2 separate regions of the Homo sapiens genome follow, and region 1 is linked to region 2. A link is an interaction called in ENCODE POLR2A ChIA-PET data of the cell type or tissue named here. Cell type or tissue: IMR-90. All regions are shown on one strand. Each heading gives the region's core, and the rest is flanking DNA. Links, peaks and the distances in the headings are about the cores only.

Region 1 (11,220 bases), core at 2,185-7,184, 66 kb before region 2:
CCCTCTGCTTTGGCTTGACCAAACTTTAGTCAGGTATCTCTCCTCCACAAAGATTCCTAGACTTTGGCTGTCCCCCAAGTTTAAGCAAGCACTGAAACACTAAGGAGCAGAACATCTGTTAACAGCTCATCCTGAAAATCAACTGACCATAGGAAAAAACACTCCCTATTGAGATATCCTGGTTTTGCCACCTGCTCGCCCACACTCTATGCCCTTCTCCTCCACAAAGGTCTGGCTGGTTCTTCTCCCTCCATACAAAGGAAAAGCTTATTTCTGTTTGATTTTGAGACATTTGCAGATATCTGAGGTTGGCATGTTCTTCCTATTGCAATAGTCTTTTTGAGTAAAGTCTCTCTTTATCTAAGTCTTATTTGTTTTTAATTAATATCATGCAACTGGATACTTTATAGAAATAAGAATAAATGAGACACACATATATGCAACAACATGAGTGAATCTCACAAATATAATGTGAAGCATAAAAAGCAAGAACTAAATGGCTATATGCTGTATACTTTATATGAAGTTCAAAAGAGGAAAAATGAACATAAATTGTTGAAAGTCAGGATAGTGGCTCCCTTCAGGGGGGCAATTGCTGGAGGGGGACAAAGAGGGCTCCTAGGGCACTGATAGTATTCTGTTTCTTGATCTGGAATATATTCAATTTGTGAAGAGTCACCTCATGACAGACTCATAATTTGGAAAACTTTCTATGTGTTCTACTCCAATAAAAAATTAACTTAAAATTGAATCTCTTAGAATTATAATTTATTTTTCTCAAACAAACTTGTATGAAGCAAAAAAAAAGGGCCTCAATGCTTTCTAACTAGCAAATGAATGCATATCATTTACATATGTGACTTAGTGATAGAGTTAGAGAATAAGATAAGTTAGCCCACAGTTAATAATTTAATTATTTAATTTAATTTAATCTCTGGTTTTTGTGTTTCATGGTCACAGGAGTATAAATATCTTTGGAACTTTATTTTCTGGTGTGTTCACTATCACTTAAGGAACTGTCTTAGTCCACCTGCATTGCTATGAAGGAACATCTGAGACTGAACAATTTATAGAGAAAAGAGGTTTATTTTGGCCCACAGTTCTGAAGCTGTATGGGAAGCATGGCGCTAGCATCTGCCCCTGGTGAGGGCCTCAGGAAGCTTCCAGTCACATGAAAGATGAAGGGGGAGCTGGCATGTACATGGAGAGAATAGGAGCAAGAGAAAGAGGGAGGAGGTCCCAGATTCTTTTAAACAACCAGATCTTACATGAACTACCTGAGTGAGAAGTCACTCATCACCGAGGCAATGGCACTAAGCCATTCATGAGGAATCCACCCCATGATCCAATGCCTCCCACTAGGCCCCACCTTCAATGCTGGAGATCACATTTCAACATGAGATTCTGAGGGGACATGCATTCAAACCATATCAGGAACCAAATTCTATTTCCCACCAAACATAGTCTAACTATGTTTGTTAGATGTTTTGATGTTTAATACATCAAAAAAGTAAAAATATCAATTTACAATAATCACAGCTTTTTAATGTTCTGTGGGAGAAAAAAATGTAGTTAGTACAGTAGAAGAATATCAGGGGAAGCTGCTTATCATTATCAAAAAAATTTCATGATGACAGAATATGACAGCACAAAATGTGTATATGTTTAACTTAAATGTGAACTTTATCTTACCTGGCTGGTTCTCTGGTTTTCATGTTTGATGGTCACAGGAGTATAAATATCTTTGGAACTTTTTTCTTATCTTGTATAGTGACAAAGAATAATAACTAGTTCAGTTACATTTTCAAGAGACCTGTCATAACAATGGTATTATTCTTTATTTTCTCATGAAATAATGTTTTGACTTGCAACTTAATGTCCCAGCTATAATTTTAACCAAGGCTTTACAAAATGCATAGAGCTTATAAATCTCCAATTCCCAAACATTCTAGTGGAAAGATCAGCTGTAATTAAATAAGTAGTAATCAAATAAATTTAATTACAAACTAGGATAAATGTTATGAAGGTAAATTACACAGTGCTACAAGAACTATAGCTGGGGATTGAGGTTGTATATTTAAGAAAAATCATGTTGGCTTCAATGTGTTGGAGTGTAAAACAGGGAAATGCATGCAGGAAAACTGCCTGGGAGGCTTCTGTGTAGTTTAGGCAAAATGTGGTAATTTATGAAAGGGTTTGGCGTTGGAGATAGAGTTAGTGAATGAATTTGAGGCATTTGGGAAGTAAAAAGCTCTCACATTGTGCTCAAACCTCCCACTGTAGCTATGTAAAACTATCTGCAGGTCCCAGAAGATACCAGCTGTGTCTTGCTTTGTATCTGATGTTTCTTTCCTGAGTCATCTTTTCTTTAATGCTCCATCTAGCTACATCTCACTTATCTTTCAGCACCCTGCTGTTCCGTGAACTCCCATGGCTCCCTGTTTTTGCCACTGTTGTCACACTTGTAACACAGATTTTTGCCATCTGCTTACTGTTAGTCTTCGTGCTAGACTGTTAGCTATTATACTTGAGGGCACTGTCTTATCTATTTTGTTTCTGTACCACCAGCTCTGGAGCCATGATCCAAACAGAGCAGAAAACACGTATTTCTTAAATTACTACCCAGCCAGGTAGGATTATTGCAAACCCTTTCATAAATTCATTATTCTTTCAAAAAATCAATTTTGATTTCTTAAATTCTCTCATGTGTTTGTTTTGTGTTTCGTTAATTTTGGCTTCTATCTTCATTAGTTCTACCTTCTATTTTTGAGCGTTTTAATTTGTTTTTCTTTTACTAACTTCTTGAGATGGACGTTTAAATTATTGATTTTCGGCCTTTATTCTTCGCTAACGTATACACTTAAGGTTATAGATTTTTTTCCTCTAAAACATGACTTTTATTGCATTCTGCACATATTTTCATTATCACTAAGTTCAAAGTATTTTCTAATTTCTGTTGTGATCTCTTTTTTGACCTAAAGGTTATTTAGAAATATATTTTGTATTTTATAAACATATGGTAATTTTCTAGTTATCTTTTTATTATCAATTAGTCTATGATCATATATAGATCAGATCACATATGATCTGTGTGATTTTACTCCTTTGAAATTTGTTGAGAATTGCTTTACAGTCTAGCAATTTAAAAAAATTTCTGCATGCATTTGAAAAGAATGTATGGTCTGCAGTTGTTGGTTATTTAAATACATAAATTCTAACTGGGTTGTTCGAATATTCTATATCATTTTTTTTGTCTGCTTGTTCCATCAGTTCCATAGAAGTACTTTTAAATCTTCTAGCATGAATGTGCATTTGCCTGTTTCTTCTTGTAATTCCATCAGTTTTTGCTTTATATGTTTTTAGGCTATTTTAGTAGGTGACATAAAGGTAGAATTATTATATGTAACTGTTAAATCCTTTTCCCATAATGTCTCTCATTTTTGCTTTAAAGTATATATATATATATATAGGCACACATTATATATATAAGTGTATATACATGTATATATATAAAGTATATATATATATATACACACACTAATATTTCTCATATTAGTATAGTTCTATCAGCTTTCTTTTGGTTATTTACTGGTGACTAACAAAGTATCCATGAACATAGTCACTTAAAACAACAAATATTTATTATTCCCAACACTTTAAGAGAATCAAGAATCTAGGTGCAGCTTAGTCTTTCATGAAGTTGCAGCCAGGATGTCAAGTGGGTCTGCAGTCTTCCGAAGGCTTGACTGGGGCTGGATGATCCACTTCCACAAGGGCTCACTCACATAGCTGTTCACTGGAGACCTCAGTTTCTCACTGGCTGTTGGCAGGAAGCCTTGGTTCTTCACATGGATCTCTTCATAGGGCTGCCTGAGTATCCTCATGAGATGATGGCTAGCTTCCCACAGAGCAAGCAATCCAGAGAGAGAGAGATCAAGGAGGAAGCCACAATGTATTCTATGGCTTAGTCTCAGAAGTCACACACTTGCACTTCTGCCACATTCTGTTCATTAGAAGTGTCACTAAATACAACCCACTGTCAAGGGAGGGGAAATAGGCTCCACCTTTGAAGACAGAAGTATCAAGAAATTTGTGGTCCTATTTTAAAATGACCACAATTAGTATTTACATGGAATATATTTTTTCATTTCTTTACTTCTAGACTGTTCCTTATATTTTAGGTTTGGCCCATATTAAGAAGAATACACGTATATTGTATGCCAGTCTGTCAATTTTTATCTTTTAATTGTAGCATTTAGCCCATTTTCACCTAATGTACTTATTGATGTACTTGAGTTTAAATCTACTATGTCGTTGCTTGATTTCTCTTCATCTCACCATGTGTGTTCTCTTTTCTAATTTCTTACTTTTGGAGTGAGATGATTTGAAGCTGGGTTTCAGTCTCTGTGAAGGCTAGTCTACTTGGATTGACCATTATTCCCAAGGAGCTGCCATTCAGGATCCCTGCTGAGAACAGACTCTGAACACCATTACGGTGCTGCTGTTCATGTGAGCTGGTTGAAAGTTCTGCTCAGCTTCTGGGCTTCTCAGCATCCGCTTCCAGAACCAGCATACAATAGAGGGGAAAAGAGGTCCCAAGCTGAGCTTACTTCAGTGGGTTTCTGCCCCAGATTTCGGCTCTGTAATTCTCCCCTATCTTGTTGGCTCCCCAAAGCTCTCAAGCAGAATATTTTTAAAAATTATTTTCTAACTGTTTATTTGGGAAGGTTGTTCTGAATGTCTCAGTTTGTCTTCAATGGAAGTGCAGTTGTATCTCATTTAATTTTTCACAAATGGTGGAATAAGGATTACTATTCCTTTGCTAGTGAGGAAATTAGTCACAGATGAGCCAAGTAAATAGCTCAAAGTTACATTTAGAAAGTGACAAACTTAGAATTTGAAACTGTGTATTTCTGTCTGTAAAATTCAGGCTATTTACATTAGCTAAAGCAATTTTGGCTGATATCCTTGAAATGGAACACACCATTAGAAGATTTATTAATAATAATAATGCTTATTGTTATTAATACGATTGCTTATACTTCTCACTAATTATAAATATATGTTTGAAAAACTGAAAATCTTTCTGTTTTATAGTAGTTTTTAATTAATTGCATTAAAACATAGTGATTTTGAGGTTCCTAAGTATTGTGATTTATAGTTTTATAATTCCATATTGATACTGACTAGGAATCAGAGTTTTATAAAATAATAGTACTTTATCATGAAGGCCTAATTGAAACAAATAAGTGCTTATTTTTAAAGTATGCATTAAAAATTGTCTCAATTTTAGAATTTCTTAACTGCCACTTCTTCACTCCTTATCCAGGACTCATTTTAAAGAAACTCAGTCTTGCTTCAAGTCTCATTTATCTCCCATTAAAATTCCATTGTAAAACAATGAATTCCTTTTCATAAAGGCACATAAATATTAAATTCTACCATATGTTATTTGTCTTTCAGGGATCACATTTTTGAAATCTGTATGGATCTTTAAATAGTCAACAAATACATATAACATGTGTTGCTATCCAGTTTGTAAAGCTTTAAAATATTATTAAGAACTGAAGAAAAGTTCTTATTTTCTTATTTAAAAGACACATCTGTATTTGGAGATAGCTTCTCTGCTTATTTTCATTGTTTAGAAACTTTACTTTCTCTAGCAGAGAAATCAGAATATTTCCATCTGCTCTGCAATGATGAGGTTAAATTAAAGTTGAAGTCAGTATTTTAGAAAGGCATTAGGTTGGTGTAAAAGTAATTGCGGTTTTTACAATTACTTTTTTTATCTTTTTTTTTTGAGATGGAGTCTTGCTCTGTTGCCCAGGCTGGAGTGCAATGGTGCGATCTTGGCTCACTGCAACCTACATCTCCCGGGTTCAAGCGATTCTCCTGCCTCAGCCTCCTGAGTAGCTGGGATTACAGGCGCCCACCACCATGCCTGGCTAAGTTTTGTATTTTTAGTAGAGATGGGTTTCACCATGTTGGCCAGGCTGGTTTTGAACTCCTGACCTCAAGTGATCTGCCTGCCTCAGCCTCCCAAAGTGCTGGGATTACAGGCGTGAACCACTGCACCCGGCCTTTTGCAATTACTTTTAATGGCAAAAAAATGCAATTACTTTTGCACCAACATAAAATAGCAAAGGCTAACATGTACACATTTCCTCAACAAAGTGGGGTATGGACCTATGGCCTGAGAACCAGAGTTTCTGAGGTCACTGAAGGGCTTTTGTGTCAAGTGTGCTCTTGAGGGCATCAGCCTCTACATAGACTTGACTTTTTTTCTCAAGTGTTGGTGCCACTCAAGAGAAAAGGAAATAATAGAGTCTTCTCAGGCCAACTGGCATTAGCTTTAAGGGAACAGAATAAATGAAATCTGACTTAGGGTTTTTTTCCTTTAGAAGCCCTGAATTATATTGAACAACTTATCTTTCTGGAGTAGGGAGATAGAGATTTGGAGCACGGTCCCAGAGATGACTAAAGAGTGTGCCTTTTCCTGCACCTTTGTTGTGTCTATTAGAACCAAAACTCTGTGCTGGGCAGCTGCAGAAGAAAGATACAGGATTTGAGGCAGTGGAAAAACCGTCACCCTGAGGACGAGGATATAATATTGCCTGGACGTCCTTGAATTCCATCTAACATGCTCTGGATCTGTTGGTTGGAGACCATAGGTCAGTATGGGTCCTGGGAAGTCAAAATTACAGCCTGTATTTTTTTTTTCTGGTTTTAAATACCAAGTATTTGAAAACAGGAGGAGGAAATCAACCAAAAGAGGAGGAAGAGAGGGAGAAGAGTTTTACAAAAAGTTAACTTCAGTAACTGCAAAGACATTCCTCTTTAGTGGAACTTTTTCCTAAGAGTTGCAATTTTTTATTTTTTTTGATTCTAGAAGCTTAAGATGGCAGAGAAGAGAAAATGTAGGCTGCAATGGGGTAAGCTGCCTTTTTGGAGACTACATAGCCTGGTCATATGAAAGATTACTTTGGATGTGATGGTGACGCTTTGGGAGAGAGTTGGCTTACAGCCAGCTTAAAAGGGACTTAATGAACCCTGTCAGGGAACATCTTTGTATGTTGACTGCTGGATTCCGAGGGCCCAAGGATTGACTCCTTAGCACCCCGTCAGATTGCTGGTGACCTAAGAATTGCCATTTGATGTTCCTACTGGAAGAATCTTGAAGAAACTCCAGAAAAATGCTCACGAAAAAAATCAATATTGGGAATCTGCCATACCCTGAGGGCACGACTATCAGATTATGTATCTTTTAGTCCAGTAAGAACTTTCCCCTAACTCTCCCTACTCCCACCCCCAGTAGTAACTCTGTAGGATTTGGGGAGGGTGGAGAAGGAGAAAAATTCAAGTCTGAGAAATAAAAAGGACCATGTTCCTTTCCCTCACTGTGGGTTTCTTAGCTGGAAGTTGCTCTGAACCAGAGGAAGGAAGGAGCTTTAGCTTTAAATAAAGTATGAAAAGTTGATCAAAATAGTGGACTGGACATTTAATTACTGGAGTGAGACTGACCAGAGGACTTATAATATTCAAAATGAATCAGAAAATTATGGGTGCTGCCTGAGTTACTGAGTTACAATGGGTTACCAGCTACGAACTCATTGAGTTAGTGCCAAGGGCAGGGAGGAAAGTAAAGTTACTTTATGATTGCACCTTTTTACGTTTTGCCCCATTAAGTACTGGTTACAGCTCATCCAAATGTCTCAGCCTCTATCAGTCTGTGAGAGTATACGTAGAGACTGTCTTGGTCCTTCTGGGCTGCTATAACAAAAATACCATAGGCTGGGTGGCTTAGAAATAACAGAAATTTTATTTCTCACAGTTTTGGAGGCTGGGCAGTTCAAGATCAAGGTTCAGGTAGATTCAGTATCTAATAAGGGCTCTTCCTGTTGCATAGTCTTCTCACTGTCTCCTATGTAGTAGAAAGCTGAGGGAGCTCTTGGGTTTCTTTTATAAGGGCATGGATCCCAATTATAAGGGCTCCACCCTCATGACCTAATCATCTCCTAAAGGTCCCATCTCCAAATACAATCACATTGGGGATTAGGTTTCAACATATGAATTGGGGGGCGGGGGAACATAAACATGCAGTCTGTAGTACACATGAAAATGTATTTCCAAATTTCCATGACTCTTAGCTCATACTTGCTCCTGTAGGCAGTCACCCTACCCACCCTACTCCCCTACTCAACTCCCCAACTCAGTCAAGGTTTCCCTGGGTCACAGTCAGGAGTTTTCCAAGGTCAAGGAGATTCCCAGGTTCTCAGTACTCAGTACCGCTCCTCTTCTTCTGTTTGTGAACCCTTTAGGAAGTCCATGGGTTCGTAGGCCTCAAATGAGGCCCCTACCCACTGCCTTGGAAGACAAGGATCCTGGGTGTGATGGGCTGAAAAATGATCCCTGAAGATATATATATTCGAATCCCTGGAATCTGTGAACATTATATTATATGGAAACAGAGTCTTTATGCATAGATTTCATTAAGATGATCAGATTTAATTAAGATGGGGATATTTTCTTGGTTTATCAGAGTAGGACCTAAATACAACCCACTGTCAAGGGAGGGGAAATAGGCTCCACCTTTGAAGACAGAAGTATCAAGAAATTTATCTAAAAATAAATTTCTTAAAACAACAGAAATTTATTCCCTAATGGTTCTGGAAGCCAGAAGTCTAAGATCAGCTTGATCAAGGAGGAAGCCACAATGTATTCTATGGCTTAGTCTCAGAAGTCACACACTTGCACTTCTGCCACATTCTGTTCATTAGAAGTGTCACTAAATACAATTTGGAGTACTTTGTTAAAGTGCTTTAGGAAATGAATATACTAGGAAGATACTGCTCCCTCCTCCTCTGTAGGGCACAAGCAGACATTATAGGGCATGCCTCATTCTGGATTCAGTTGGGTCATCTGAGCCCCTAGTCAACACTACTTATGCCTCGAGTCTCACAAGGACTTTTGTGGAAAAAATATATTTTACCTTCTAATGAAAAGTGACCATTCAAGTTTGAAGTGGAGGTGGGGAGATGAGTGAAAGAAAGTAGGCCAGGCCTTCCCCTCCATTGTCCTGGTTTTTCCTGTTCCCGTAGGCACCTGCCTCCAAGTTCCTCTTAATCTTCAGCAAAATACAAAACAAAGCAAAACAAACAAAACAAAGCACAACTCCATACAACCCCAACAATGCTTCCCATGCAGATCAACTGATACAGGGGGTGAGGCTGTCACTCTTCACTTTTCAGAGAAGCATTTGAGTTTGCTCAAATCCAGCCATACTCCCTGAACCATCTAGACATACTGAACTGCCTACTCCAGAACCAGGTGCCTAGAACATATTCAGAAAATGATGGCTACTGTGGGAGAAAAACTCTATTGGAATTGGTAGGACTGGGTTTGAACTCCCAGGTTTGCCTTTCCCTGGCACTGGCACTTTTTCTCATCTGTAAAAGGTGTGGTTGGGGTGGGGCCGGTGGTAAGCATATGCATCTCAAAGAGTAGTTTTAAGAATTTAGTGAGCATAGGGCCTGGTACGCAGATAATAAATAATTCCCACTCACTAATGCTTTTACATTTTGATTATTTCCTTACTTCTTCATGGCATTTTACGTGCAAATGTTTTACCACATTATTGTAGAATAATAAAAATAATCTTCAAAAGGTGATTATCTAGTCATCTCACTGATTGCATTATGAGTTCATTGAAGACAGAGATTGTCTTTTTACATCTTTTGTCTCTATTGTCTAGCACATAGCCGACTTTACAAATATCTGTTGACTAATTCAACATTTTAGACACCTCTGACAGCAGGAATGCCTTTTATTACTAGTTTTAATCAGAAACACAAATTCAAGTTAGATTGTTGCCTCTACCAGGTAACATGTTCATCTTCTTATGAGAACAGAAAAGAATGATCTGAATGGAAGCCTGGAACAGACTTAGCCAGAAACAAACAAACGAACAAACAAAACTGGTTACCTGAGCCAATGTGTATGCCTCTATAAGGTGAGAACAAAGTGCTTTAGAAACAGTGAGAGTCTTCAGTGACCCAGCTTTGACCTGTGTTCATTTCATGAAGTGACATTCAAGCAAACTTTTAGGACCATTTACTCAATCCTCTATGGGGTGCCTCATTTTTCAAAAAATTCAACCCATTGAAATAAAAACCTACTGATAAATAAGGCAATTGTTCCTATTTCAAAAGGAATTTTTTTCTTCACAATACTATCAGGTTCAAATGAGGGAGGTTCCTTAGAGCATTTAAAATATGACTACATTTCTAGAAGTTCTGCAACTTTGAGGCAAACACACCCATAGTGTGAAAATAAAGTCCACTTTCGATTTACATTAATATTCTGTGTTTTTGCATAGTTTAATTCTCCTAATTTATTCACTTAATCACTTTCTTATTTGTTCAAAAATCAGTTAAACAAATTTTACACTTCTGAGACACTGACCACAAGAAGGATAGTCTAAGTTGGTCTAAATAATGAAGAAGCCTAGTCTCTCAGCCCATGTGACATTACATGCCAGACAGGGAAGTTCACATGATTCTGAGTTAAAAAAAAAAACCCGAGTTCAAACTTCAGCATTATGAGTTGCAATACTAGTTGCATGACTTTGGGTAAATTACCTATCCTGCATGTCAGTTTCTCCATCTAGTATAAAAAGGACTAGCTCATAAGGTTGCCTGAGGATTCCTGAGATAACAAAGCACATGATGCTTGATTTACAGGGGCCAAGTGGCTGATAAAAAAATTGTTAGTTTCTTTTTTACCTCATCCAGATATCCTTCTTGTCTCTGGCCCCTCACCTCCTACAATCACAGGTAGCCCTCTAACTAAAATCAGACATTCTGAAATTTACATTTTATCGGCATTTTCCCCCGAAAGTATTCTATTGGCAAGACATAACAGCAACAATAGCGGCAGTAGCAACAATTGCTAATATTTTATTGAAGCCTCATGAAGTACCTGCATTACCTCATTTAATCATCACTACAACCCTTTGATCTAAGTAATAGTTATTATCTTTATTTTAAAGAGAGGTTAAAGTAACTTGCTCAAGTGAGATGCAAACTTAATACATGCTGTCGATACATACTGATGTGTTTTGTTACCTCCAAGTACAAAGGTAGTAGAATTTTCATTACTTGTAAGTATTAGAAAAGCTGTAAATTCTCTAGCCCCTTACTCAGAGATGCTGAAATAGTCCTA
Region 2 (11,220 bases), core at 3,156-8,155:
GATAGTTCTCTTAAAGGGTTGGATGCGTTTATCCTTTCTCAGTGGATAGAAAACAAATTCTTTTTGTGATTTAAAAAAAGTTATTATTTGAAAGAAAAGTAGCTGAAATAAACAACTGGCCCTGTTAGCCAAGTACGTCAGATGGAATTTTTAATATTAATTACACTAAGTCAACTCTATTTTTGGCTGTATCCTCTAACCCTGCTTGTTTACTTTTAATTAATAAATAATTTATCCTGTCAAGTATACTAGGAAGTAGTATTACCGAAGCAAGGTGTGTGGGAGATTTACTGAATTTTTTTTTCCTTGGCTGCTGTTGTTGCTTAGGGGTTATAGGTGTTTTAAGCTTTTTTCAGCCTAAAATCATTACAGTCATGCTGTATGGAACAAAGAGAGGGTAGACAGGTATATAGCTTTGCTGAGCAGTGATGTTTAAGCTGAGATCTGAATGACAGCAGGGTTACAGTCATGGGATGATATGCAGGAAAGGTGTTTTAAGTACAGGGCCAGGTTCACCGGCAGAGTTGACCTCAGGAGGAGATTTCTGTGTCTGTGCAGAAGTTGCTCTTTATTTATGCACTCCTTCCCAATGGAGCTCAAATACAGCCTCAGAAACCTTCTCTATGTAGACTTCAGGCAGCAATTATCAATAAGTCAGACTTTTATTTTAGAAATAAAACCAACCCCTGCCCTAGTAATAACAGGATTTCAGGGGCAATGGAAAACACCTTTTGTTCCTACTTTGACTTTCTTCTGCCCTCCCCCAGTAAAGATTACACTATCCAATCTTGTCACTGTTATGTGATATTATTTTTGACTGACAACACTATCATCCCTTCAGCAATTAGAAAGTGGAAATTGATGCTTATACATCCTTTCGACCTTTCTTCCTATCTGTTCTCTCTTCATGTCCCCTCTATGTCATCCCCTTATGCTCTTACCTTACCTTACCTTACCTTAAAGAAACTTACCTTAAGATAACTCCCTCCTAACATATCTTAATGTAATAAAAGCCATCTGTGACAAACCCACAGCCAACATAATACTGAATGAGGAAAAGTTGAAAGTATTACCTCTGAGAAATGGAACAAGACAAGGATGCCCACTCTCACCACTTCTATTTGACACAGTACTGGAAGTTCTAGACAGAGCAATCAGACAAGAGAAAGAAATAAAAGGCATCCAAATTAGTAAAGAGGAAGTCAAACTGTTGCTGTTTGCTCATGATGTGATTGTATACCTAGAAAACTCTAAAGACTCCTTCAAAAAGCTCCTAGAACTGATAAATGAATTCAGTAAAGTTTCAGGATACAAAACTAATGTACACAAACCAGTAGCTCTGTTTTACACCAACAGAGACCAAGCTGAGAATCAAATCAAGAACTCAACCTGTTTTACAATAGCTGTAAAAAAAATCCTTAGGAATATACCTAACTAACCAAGGAGGTGAAAGACATCTACAAGGAAAACTACAAAACACTGCTGAAAGAAATCATAGACAACACAAACAAGTGGAAACCCAACCCATGGTCATGGATGGGTAGAACCAATATTGTGAAAATTACCATACTGCCAAAAGCTATCGACAAATTTAATGCAATTCCCATCAAACTATCACCGTGGTTCTTCACAGAACTAGAAAAAACAATTATAAAACTCATATGGACCAAAAAAGAGCTCACATAGCCAAAGCAAGACTAAGCAAAAAGAACAAATCTGGAGGCATCACATTACCTGACTTCAAACTATTCTATAAGGTCATAGTCGCCAAAACAGCATGGTACTGGTATAAAAATAGGCACACAGACCAATGGAACAGAATAGAGAACCCAGAAATAAAGCCAAATACTTAACAGCCAACTGATCCTTGACAAAGCAAACAAAAACATAAAGTGGGGATAGGAGACCCTATTCAACAAACGGTGCTGGGATAATTGTCAAGCCACACGTAGAAGAATGAAACTGTATCCTCATCTCTCACTTTATACAAAAATCAACTCAAGATGGATTAAGGACTTAAATCTAAAACCTGAAACCATAAACATTCTAGAAGATAATGTTGGAAAAACCCTTGTAGACATTGGCTTACCCAAAGACTTTATGACCAAGAATGCAAAAGCAAATGCAACAAATACAAAGATAAATAGATGGGACTTAATAAAACTACAAAGCTTCTGCACAGTAAAAGAAACAGCAGAGTAAATGGACAACCAACAGAGTGGGAGAAAATCTTTGTAATGTATATATCCGACAAAGGACTAATATCCAGAATCTACAAGGAAACCAAACAAATTAGCAAGAAAAAACCAAACAATCTCATAAAAAAGTGGGCTAAGGACATGAATAAACAATTCTCAAAAGAAGATGTACCAAATGGCCAAGAAACATATGAAAAAGTACTAAGCATCACTAGTGATCACGGAAATGCAAATCAAAACCACAGTGTGATACCGCCTTACTCCTGCAAGAATGGGCATAATCAAAAAATAATAATAATTAATGTTGGTGGGGATGTGGTAAAAAGGGAACACTTTTACACTGCTGGTGGAAATGTAAACTAGTACAACCACTATGGAAAACAGTGTGGAGATTCCTCAAAGAACTAAAAGTAGAACTACCATTTGATCTAGCAATCCCACTGCTGGGTATCTACCCAGAGGAAAAGAAGTCATTATACGAAAAAGATACTTGGATGCATATGTTTACAGCAGCACAATTCACAATTGCAAAAATAAGAAGCCAGCCCAAATGCCCATCAATCAAGGAGCGGATAAAGAAATTGTGGTATATATATATATATATATATATATATATATATATATATATATATATATATATATGCCATGGAATACTACTAAGCCATAAAAAAGGAACGAAATAATGGCATTCACAGCAACTTGGTTGAAATTGGAGACCATTATTCTAAGTGAAATAACTCGGGAATGGAAAACTAAACATCACATGTTCTCACTTATAAGTGGGAGCTATGCTATGAGGATGTAAAGGCATAAGAATGATACAGTGGACTCTGGGGACTCAGGGTAAAGGGTGGGAGGTGGTTGAGAGACAAAAGACTACAAATTGGGTACAGTCTATACTGCTTGGGTGATAGTTGCACTAAAATCTCAGAAGTCACCACTAAAGAACTTATTCATATAAGCAAACACCACCTGCTCCCCCAAAACCTATAGAAATAAAAAATAAAAATAAATTTAAAAACAAACAAACAAAAAAACTCCTCCTAAAACTGTTACTTGTAAAATCTGCCCTTTTATCTTCCCGACCTTTTAAGGTGCGGTCTAGGCCTTCTGCATACACATATTACGCATGCACATACTGACCACCTATTTGAATCTTAATCCTTAGCAGAGTGGCTTTCATCCCATTTACATTCTATTGATATTGCTGCTATTTTCCCTTAATCGAGGACTAGCAGTTGTACAGAATTTGTGGCAAAATACATAATACACATGTACACATACCTCTTTAGGTGATTAAATGGATACATATATTCATCCAATTTCTCTGCCAGAAACTACGGATAAAGAGATTAACTAATTTATAGAAGAACACAGAGATAATAAGTGGAAGAGCAAAGAATCAGTCCTGATCTAATCTTAAAGCCCCTTTACTGCCTTGAAAGACTTCCTTCATGCTGACTTTTCTTCTAGCCCTTATATTCCTCAATCCAACACTGCCTGAAAGAACTTTCTGGCATGAAAAATTTGTTCTATAACTGCACTATTTTTTTTCTGGAAGCCATTTGCCGTATAAGAGCAAGAGCACAGGTCCTGGGGGCAGGGCACAGTTGTGAGTTCAAGAGGCTGGAGGAATACTGCAATGGCTACAGCACAGAGAGTGGTGGGAGATCACATCAAATGATGAGCAAGGCCCTCATTGTAAGGCTGTGTGGGTGAAATTTGGATTTCATTCTGAGTGCCACAGTGAAGCAGTAACAAAACCCTTTCCTGAGGAGCCTCTTGACTTTCACTCCTATTGAAACCATCATGCCCTTTATAGGTTCTTCAGCTTGTGAGAAAGGATATTGCCTGAATTAAAAGAACTGGCAATAAGTGAAAATTATTTAGAGAACAGACAGATAAAACAAAATTCTCAGAATCAGTTCAGTACTTCATGAACAGGGCAGCCAGTTACGTATTCAACTGTGAAAGACTGTCCATTCCCAAGGTTTTGACTTCAGATTATTTCAGGCCTGGTAGAACTTGGTTATACCAGTGGGATCTTTTATAGAGGTTGTAAAAACTTATCTCTGTTTTGGGGCTAGAATCTTTATCTAGGTGTTGCACAGAGTGTTGACGCTGGAGCAAGCTGCTCAGGTTCAAATCTCAGCTTTTCATTTACTAGCTAAATATACTGAACAGTTGTTTTATGCTTCAGTTTCCTCATTGGTAAAGTAGGGATAATAGTATTTAACTTACAGGTTGATGGGGGATTAACAGTACATATATGTCATTTATGACAGGTTGCTAGAGCAGTGCTAGTAATGTCAGCTTTGGTTATTATTATCATTATTAATATTTATCTCTCCTATTCTCTCTTTTTAATAGGGTTTTGAACTTTTGGGTTCACTGTTTTTCACATAAACATTTATTTAGGAACTAAATATCAAACTTGCCTCTTTCCCTTAGCATGCTAAGATAAATGGATATTCCTGAGTCTGAGGGAAGTTAAGGACAGAGTTTGAACCTAAGTTTTATTCTTATAATAGCAATTTTTTGGGAAGGACCCAGGGAGCAGTGTTTTCTTTCCAATGAGATGTCAAACTCTCGGATGATATGGAGCTTGTGTTGTAGAGAGATGATTAGTATTTTTGGAACCTCACCCTTTTGTCTAACACTTTGTATAGAGTGACAATAATGAAAGGAAGACTAAACATAGAGTCAGGATTACAGGGTTCAAATCTAAATTCTGTTCCCAACTAGCTGTGTGACCTTGGACAATGGAGCACCATTATAAAATTGGAGGAGGGTTTAATTACATAATCTCTGAAGCACTTTCTGGTATTAACATTATACAGTTCAGAGTATATTTCCTACAAACCCTTGCTTTAGGCAAAGTCTCTACATAAGGAGAAGTCTCGGAGAAAGGGTAATAGAAAAAAAGAGCAATATAAGGGAAAACAAAAACAAAGGAGAACTAGATTATTAGGAAAGAAGTATAATAAGAAAAGGAAACTAAAGAAAAGCAGGTTTAGTCAGATAACTTGCTAACCTTTTAAATTGAACACTCACCTTATGCCATGCCCTGGGGATGTGACAGTGAACAGGCCTTTGTAGAATTTACAGAGTGTTGGGGAATATGTAAACAGGTGGCTATAAAGACAACATAAAATGCTAACGTCACTTGTAGGATAGAGTGAGGCTTCCCTGAAAAGAATGGTGGAGTCTGAGGGCAAAACATTCTAGGTACAGAAGGTATCTACGAAGGTCCTGGGATAGGAGAGAGCTGGTATTTTCAAAAACACAGGGATTTTATGCATGGAGGCGATCAGGAAAAAAAAATGAAGCAAGAATAAATGAGCATATTCTCCAAGGACCAACTAACAGGGTTGAGATAAATATTATCCATTTTATCCCCTCCTGCATCTGCTGTAATGTAGGATGGCCTGAAATGAAACACCCATGTGGTTTGACCCTCCCCAGTTGCTATTGCTCATCCTATAATAAGCAGTAACACAAATCCTAGCCTAGTGATTCCCCAGTGAATCCTTTCCTGGCCATCTTAAGGCAAAAAAAGAGCCTTGTGTTTTGACGGGGAAATTCTTTAGTACAGAAAAAAAGTGAGGAGAGAAAGTTCAATATGCTTCCCTCTGTTTCCCTCCTACTCTCATATCTGCATCCCATGCAAAGCATTCCCCTTTTTCTTAGATTCTATCTTCCTCCCTCAAGAACAGCTTTTACCTCCCCGTTTTTTTTTTTCTTTTTCTACTTTTGGCCCAAATCATAGTACTGAAAATGTAAAACCTGCAGTTTTGGGTATGTTACCAAAGGAAACAGTTTTACTTAAAATCTTGTTTTTGCCAAAATATTTTCAAAGTAGCTGGAGAGCTGTCAAACCACAGTGGCTCTCAGCTGCGTTTCCTTCTAGCATTTCCCCAGGTTCTCCCAGCACAGCACTCAGTAATTGGATATTATTTGAGGAGAAGGGAAAAAAATGCTGCACGAGAGAGTTTGTAGATTTAAGAATTATTCTCCGGGTGCTGAAGGCCAGAGATCCAGAGGTGCTCAGCTGCCAAACTCCAGGGCTGCGTGACTGTGTATCATTCCTAGATGTAGCTTTCAGCGGGGAGACCCGGAGGAAACATGCTGGTAACTGTCAATATTTGGATTGCCATTCCAAAGTCTTTAGATTGTTTTCTGCCCTTCCTCATGTGGCTTTGACCAAAAGAATTTATTCTGAGAAAAAAAAGTACTGAAAACTGTTTAAAATGACATGCTTTTTGACATTGCAGGTACTGACAGCCTTCCCCTTCTCCTAACCATCTCTTCTAACCCTGGCTAGCATTAGTGGGTTTTAGGCACCAGGATTATATCTTTAGACAAATTTAAAAGTAGGCAGTTAACTTTTATGCTCCTCTAACAACTTTCTTCAAGGACCTTAGAGGAGGTACCAGCTTAATATTTAAGAACTTATTATTTATTAAGAGGCAGTAGTTACCATGCTCACTTAACTCATCCAGAAACTTAAGTTCAGGAAGTGATATGACTTTCCCAAGATCATACAACAATCCTAAACTGCTTCTTCCTTACATCATGCTTCTAATACATGTTGTTGTAAGATAGAACAAAATTAATTAAATTAAATTATAATAAAAATAATAATTTCAATAACCATATAGGAATCATGATAATTATCAATTATCAAAATGGTTATCACAAATCGACAATAGATGTGGCATCAGGACTCAAGTGCCACTGCTTTCCAAATATTTTTACCAGATCTGCTATGTCATTAGGGTCCTGGTAGGAAACAGATGTTATACTCTGAAGCAGTAACTGAAGAGAGTTAAACGGAGTGGACAGGGTCAAGGGAGCCAATGAGAGGATACAGCAGCCAGGGCTGGTAACAGTGAGAAGCAACTGACACTCCATCAGCCCCAGGCCTGGAGGGGCTGGGAAGGAGCAGTGACGAGAACCCAGTGAAACCTCTCACTACAGCAGAGGGGCTGCCTAACATGAGCTGATGGGGAAAAAACCCAGACCTTGCTTTTCTCTTCTTTCTTCTCTCCTGAAAGGGCCACCCATTGACGAAATCCAACAACAAGCCAGAGGACAAAGAAGACTGAGTGACGATGTCTGGAGGGCTTAGATTTCTTCTCTTAAATACCATTTATGTGCTGATGACAGCCAGTTTTTTTAAATCTCTAGTCTTGAATTTCAGTCTTGAATTTCAATTTTCTTCTAGGTATCTCCTAACTGAACTCCTGACTGTTCATCAAAGTTCATTCCTCCAACAATCCTCTCTATCTCAATTGCTACCATCTCCTACCAAATGCAGGCCAAAAATCTTGGAGACATCCCTAAGTGCTCTTTTCCCCTCCTGACCACCATCCTATCCTTTAGCAAATCTTGTTGACTCTGCTTCCACATACATCCAGAATCCCACTCCTTCTCCCTGCTTTCGACACTACCACCACAATTCTAATAACCAATTGCCTGGAATGTTACACTAGATATGCTGTTTCCACCCCTGCCCTCTTATGGTTTAATCTCAAGACAGAAACTAAAGTGATACTTTGAACAACCTAAGTTAGACCATGTCAGACTTCTATTCAGAATGTCTAATAGCCTTCTACTTCACTCAAACTAGAGTAAGTCAAATCCTTACAACTGGTCTATAAGACCCCACGAGATCTCCCATCCATTCTCTTACCTCTGTGACTTCATTCCCCATTACTCCCCCACTTCTCTTATCCTTTCTGCTAATGCTAAACTCCTTTCTGTGCTTAAAATAAACCAGGTACACTCTTATTTGAAAAAGTATTTGCACTTGTTCAATGTGCCTGGTACACTCTTCCCCCAAGTATCTGAGTGGCTCAGTCCTAAATCTCCTTTGAATTTTTGTCAACTGTCACCTCAAAGAGGCCTTCCCTAACTACCTTAGATTAAAATGCAACTATCCCCCAACCCTAGCATTCCCAACCCATTTCCTCATTTCATTTTTCCCATAATACTTAAGACCATCTGACACATTGTATATTTTACTTTTTGTTTGTTTATGACCTGCCTTTCCCTGCTTGCACTCTTATCTCCACTGTGATAAAAGATCCGTAACCCTGACATGCTCATGGGACCATAAGGAGACATGAGCAATTATCTAAGTTTTGTTGCATGAAATAAATCTATTTCCTCATAGCACTTGATAGTACTTGCACAGGATTGCATAAATGCTTCCTAGCTTGAACCAGAAGTTTTAAACATACTTAGACTAGGGTTCAAGTATGATTTGGGCAATGTTTGAGTCCTTTATTTCTTGATAATATGAGAAAAGGCTCCAAAGTAGTTGAGCTATGTAAGGATTCTAGATATTCTGTCTAGTCGTGGCAAATGTTCAGTCAAAGAAAGCCCCGGGGCTTAAACATTAGTCCCAGCCTAATGTTTTTTTTTTTTTTTGAGACAGAGTCTCGCTCTGTCGCCCAGGCTGGAGTGCAGTGGCGGGATCTCAGCTCACTGCAAGCTCCGCCTCCCGGGTTCACGCCATTCTCCTGCCTCAGCCTCCCAAGTAGCTGGGACTACAGGCGCCCGCCACTACGCCCGGCTAATTTTTTGTATTTTTAGTAGAGACGGGGTTTCACCGTTTTAGCCGCCGGGATGGTCTCGATCTCCTGACCTCGTGATCCGCCCGCCTCGGCCTCCCAAAGTGCTGGGATTACAGGCGTGAGCCACCGCGCCCGGCCCCCAGCCTAATGTTTAAGATTTTAGTGTATAAGACCTTAAAAAGTAGTAAGGTATTGTAAGGCCTCACACAATCTGAAGGTCAAAACTGGTAAAATAACAAATTATTGAAAAATATTTCTAACCTTTTTCCCTTTGCTGTATTAAACAGATATCAATAAGTTGATATTTGCTGAATGAGTACACAAAACTTTGCTAACTTTCAGCAGAGTGGAGAACTCGAAAAGAAGTTAATAACCACTGAGAGGTTTCCTTATGCAGAGAATAGAATAGGCACTAGCCATATAATGTGATTTCAGGGACCCAAGAGGCCCCAAAGTGAAAAGAAATCCTTCCTTATAAGCTTGCTGATACATAAAATTCCACATTCCACAGTCTAACTTTTACTTAATCATTAAATCCTGATTAAATGCAAATATCCCCTGTGTGGGGTCCTCCATCAGTTATTTATTCCTCAGAGTAAAAAAAATTGAGAACAGGTTTTGCCAAGGGGCATATGAATAGTTATGAGCAGCTTGAGGAAGCTGTGATCCAGGAAACAAAAGATTAAGTGGCTCAGATGGCAAACTTCACCAACTTAATAGTTTTGCCTGTATTTAATCTCACTATATTGGTTTTAAAGATTCTTTATCTCCAAGATTGATATGGTTTGGCTGGGTCCCCACCCAAATCTCATGTTAAACTATAATCCCCATGTGCTGAAGGAGGGCCTGGTGGGAGGTAATTGAGTCATGGGGGTGGACTTTGCTCTTGCTGTTCCTGTGATAGTGAATGAGTTCTCATGAGATCTAGTTGTTTAAAAGTGTGTAGCGCTTCCCACTTTGCACTCTCTCTCTCTTTCCTGCTCCACCATGGTAAGACATGCTTGCTTCCCCTTCACCTTCCGCCATGATCGTAAGTTTCCTGAGGCCTCCCAGCCATGCTTCCTGTTAAAAGTGCAGAACTGTGAGTCAATTAAACCTCTTTTCTTCATAAATTATCAAGTCTCAGGTAGTTCTTTATAGGAGTGTGAGAACGGACTAATACAAAATGTAATGTCTTTTGGGGTAAGTTGTCATTTCTGAGACACAGGTCAGCTTTCATATATCTGGACATGGGGCTGGCGGGTGTAGAGGAGTGGTAACTATCAGACATGTGAATTATACAATCCTTCTTTTATTTCCTATCTGACCCTTGTACTTCTCATTCTGTCTTTATAATGAATTTAGCAGAATCAATGAGACTAGTAGCAAATTTAGTCAAAGAAGTTGATAGTAATGACTAAAATCCTTTCAGTACCCTTAATGCATGGATGGATTTCAATTACTCAGCCTCTTTTTCCCATTATCTAAGTTCTCACACTAGAAGATAAATCACATTGTGATATGTACTCATTAGGCTAATCTTCATAACAATTCTCCTCTAAGAAACACTGGGTCACTTGATCACCACCAAATATTGAATTATATTAAAGGACTTATAAAGAAATATGGTAGAGTAAATATATAATTACAGAAATTCCCTTGTTGATGGCCCAGGAAAGATGACTGAAGGGGAGGTGAATGAAAAGCCAGAAAAACTAAGGAGAGTCACAATTTTGTTTTTTCCTGGCTTAAAGGAATGTGAGAGAAATACCTCAGGAATAATTATCTGGAACTGACTGTCTATAATAGATAAAAGTTTGGCAGGAGAAAACATTGGAATAAGAGGAAACTGCCACTCCCCAAACCACTGGATACTTTTTCATAGTAGCTAAAAAGCATCACATTGTATAGAAAACCACTAAATTTTGAGTTTATCTCCAACATTCCCTCAAATGAGAGGAGAAATGGCTGGAAAATGGTGAGTTAAGCAATTGTTGTTTTCATATATCCAAAGACTCAGTGCAGCGAAACTGGTGGACTCACCCTAAGATGGGGAAATGATCCAAAGTTCCCCCACAAATAGACAGTATAAGATCTAGTACAAAAGGTTTAACAAACTTCCAAAGAAAGAGATTAAAGATAAAATCCTTGAATAGAACTGATGCATAGCTCTAGTCCCTCTCTCCTCCATGCTACCACTCCCCTTCTCCAGGTAACTAAAAATTCTAACATAAAATCCAGCCAATAAGATCAAGGGGGATTTACAAGAAGGACCAGAGATAAAGTGGAAAGGTAGGCAAGGAGAATCTACCCATATATTTGGGAAATGAGTGGAGGGAGTAGAAAACGTGAAGCAGCTACAACAAAACAATACAGCAAAAGAAAATAAAATTTTGACAATAAAAAACAAATAACATGTAAGCATATATTCTGCAACCTACAAAAATTATCCAGTCTGGATG

Evidence for each region. Peaks named below come from ENCODE experiments on the same cell type or tissue, not always from the same donor. Only the 100,000 strongest peaks of a DNase experiment are listed, where the experiment ranks them.
Region 1: POLR2A ChIA-PET joins it to region 2 with 10 read pairs; 3 of 35 experiments call an interaction of 5 or more read pairs at or near these places.

The regions. Positions count from the first base shown.
Region 1 is chr5:32,962,104-32,973,323 of GRCh38, forward strand. It overlaps LINC02120 (long intergenic non-protein coding RNA 2120), which reads left to right. Exons shown (of 6, transcript NR_033832.1): 6 at 1-364. Among named protein-coding and RNA genes, the nearest start is that of LINC02120, 20 kb to the left of the region's middle. RefSeq lists a silencer at 8,129-8,394. In IMR-90, for the core only: no CTCF peak of the experiment used is centred there; a DNase peak (open chromatin) is centred at 2,338.
Region 2 is chr5:33,026,686-33,037,905 of GRCh38, forward strand. The region is part of intron 1 of LOC105374715 (a long non-coding RNA gene); the gene reads right to left. Among named protein-coding and RNA genes, the nearest start is that of LINC02120, 85 kb to the left of the region's middle. In IMR-90, for the core only: no CTCF peak of the experiment used is centred there; a DNase peak (open chromatin) is centred at 5,676; H3K27ac peaks cover 1,408 bases.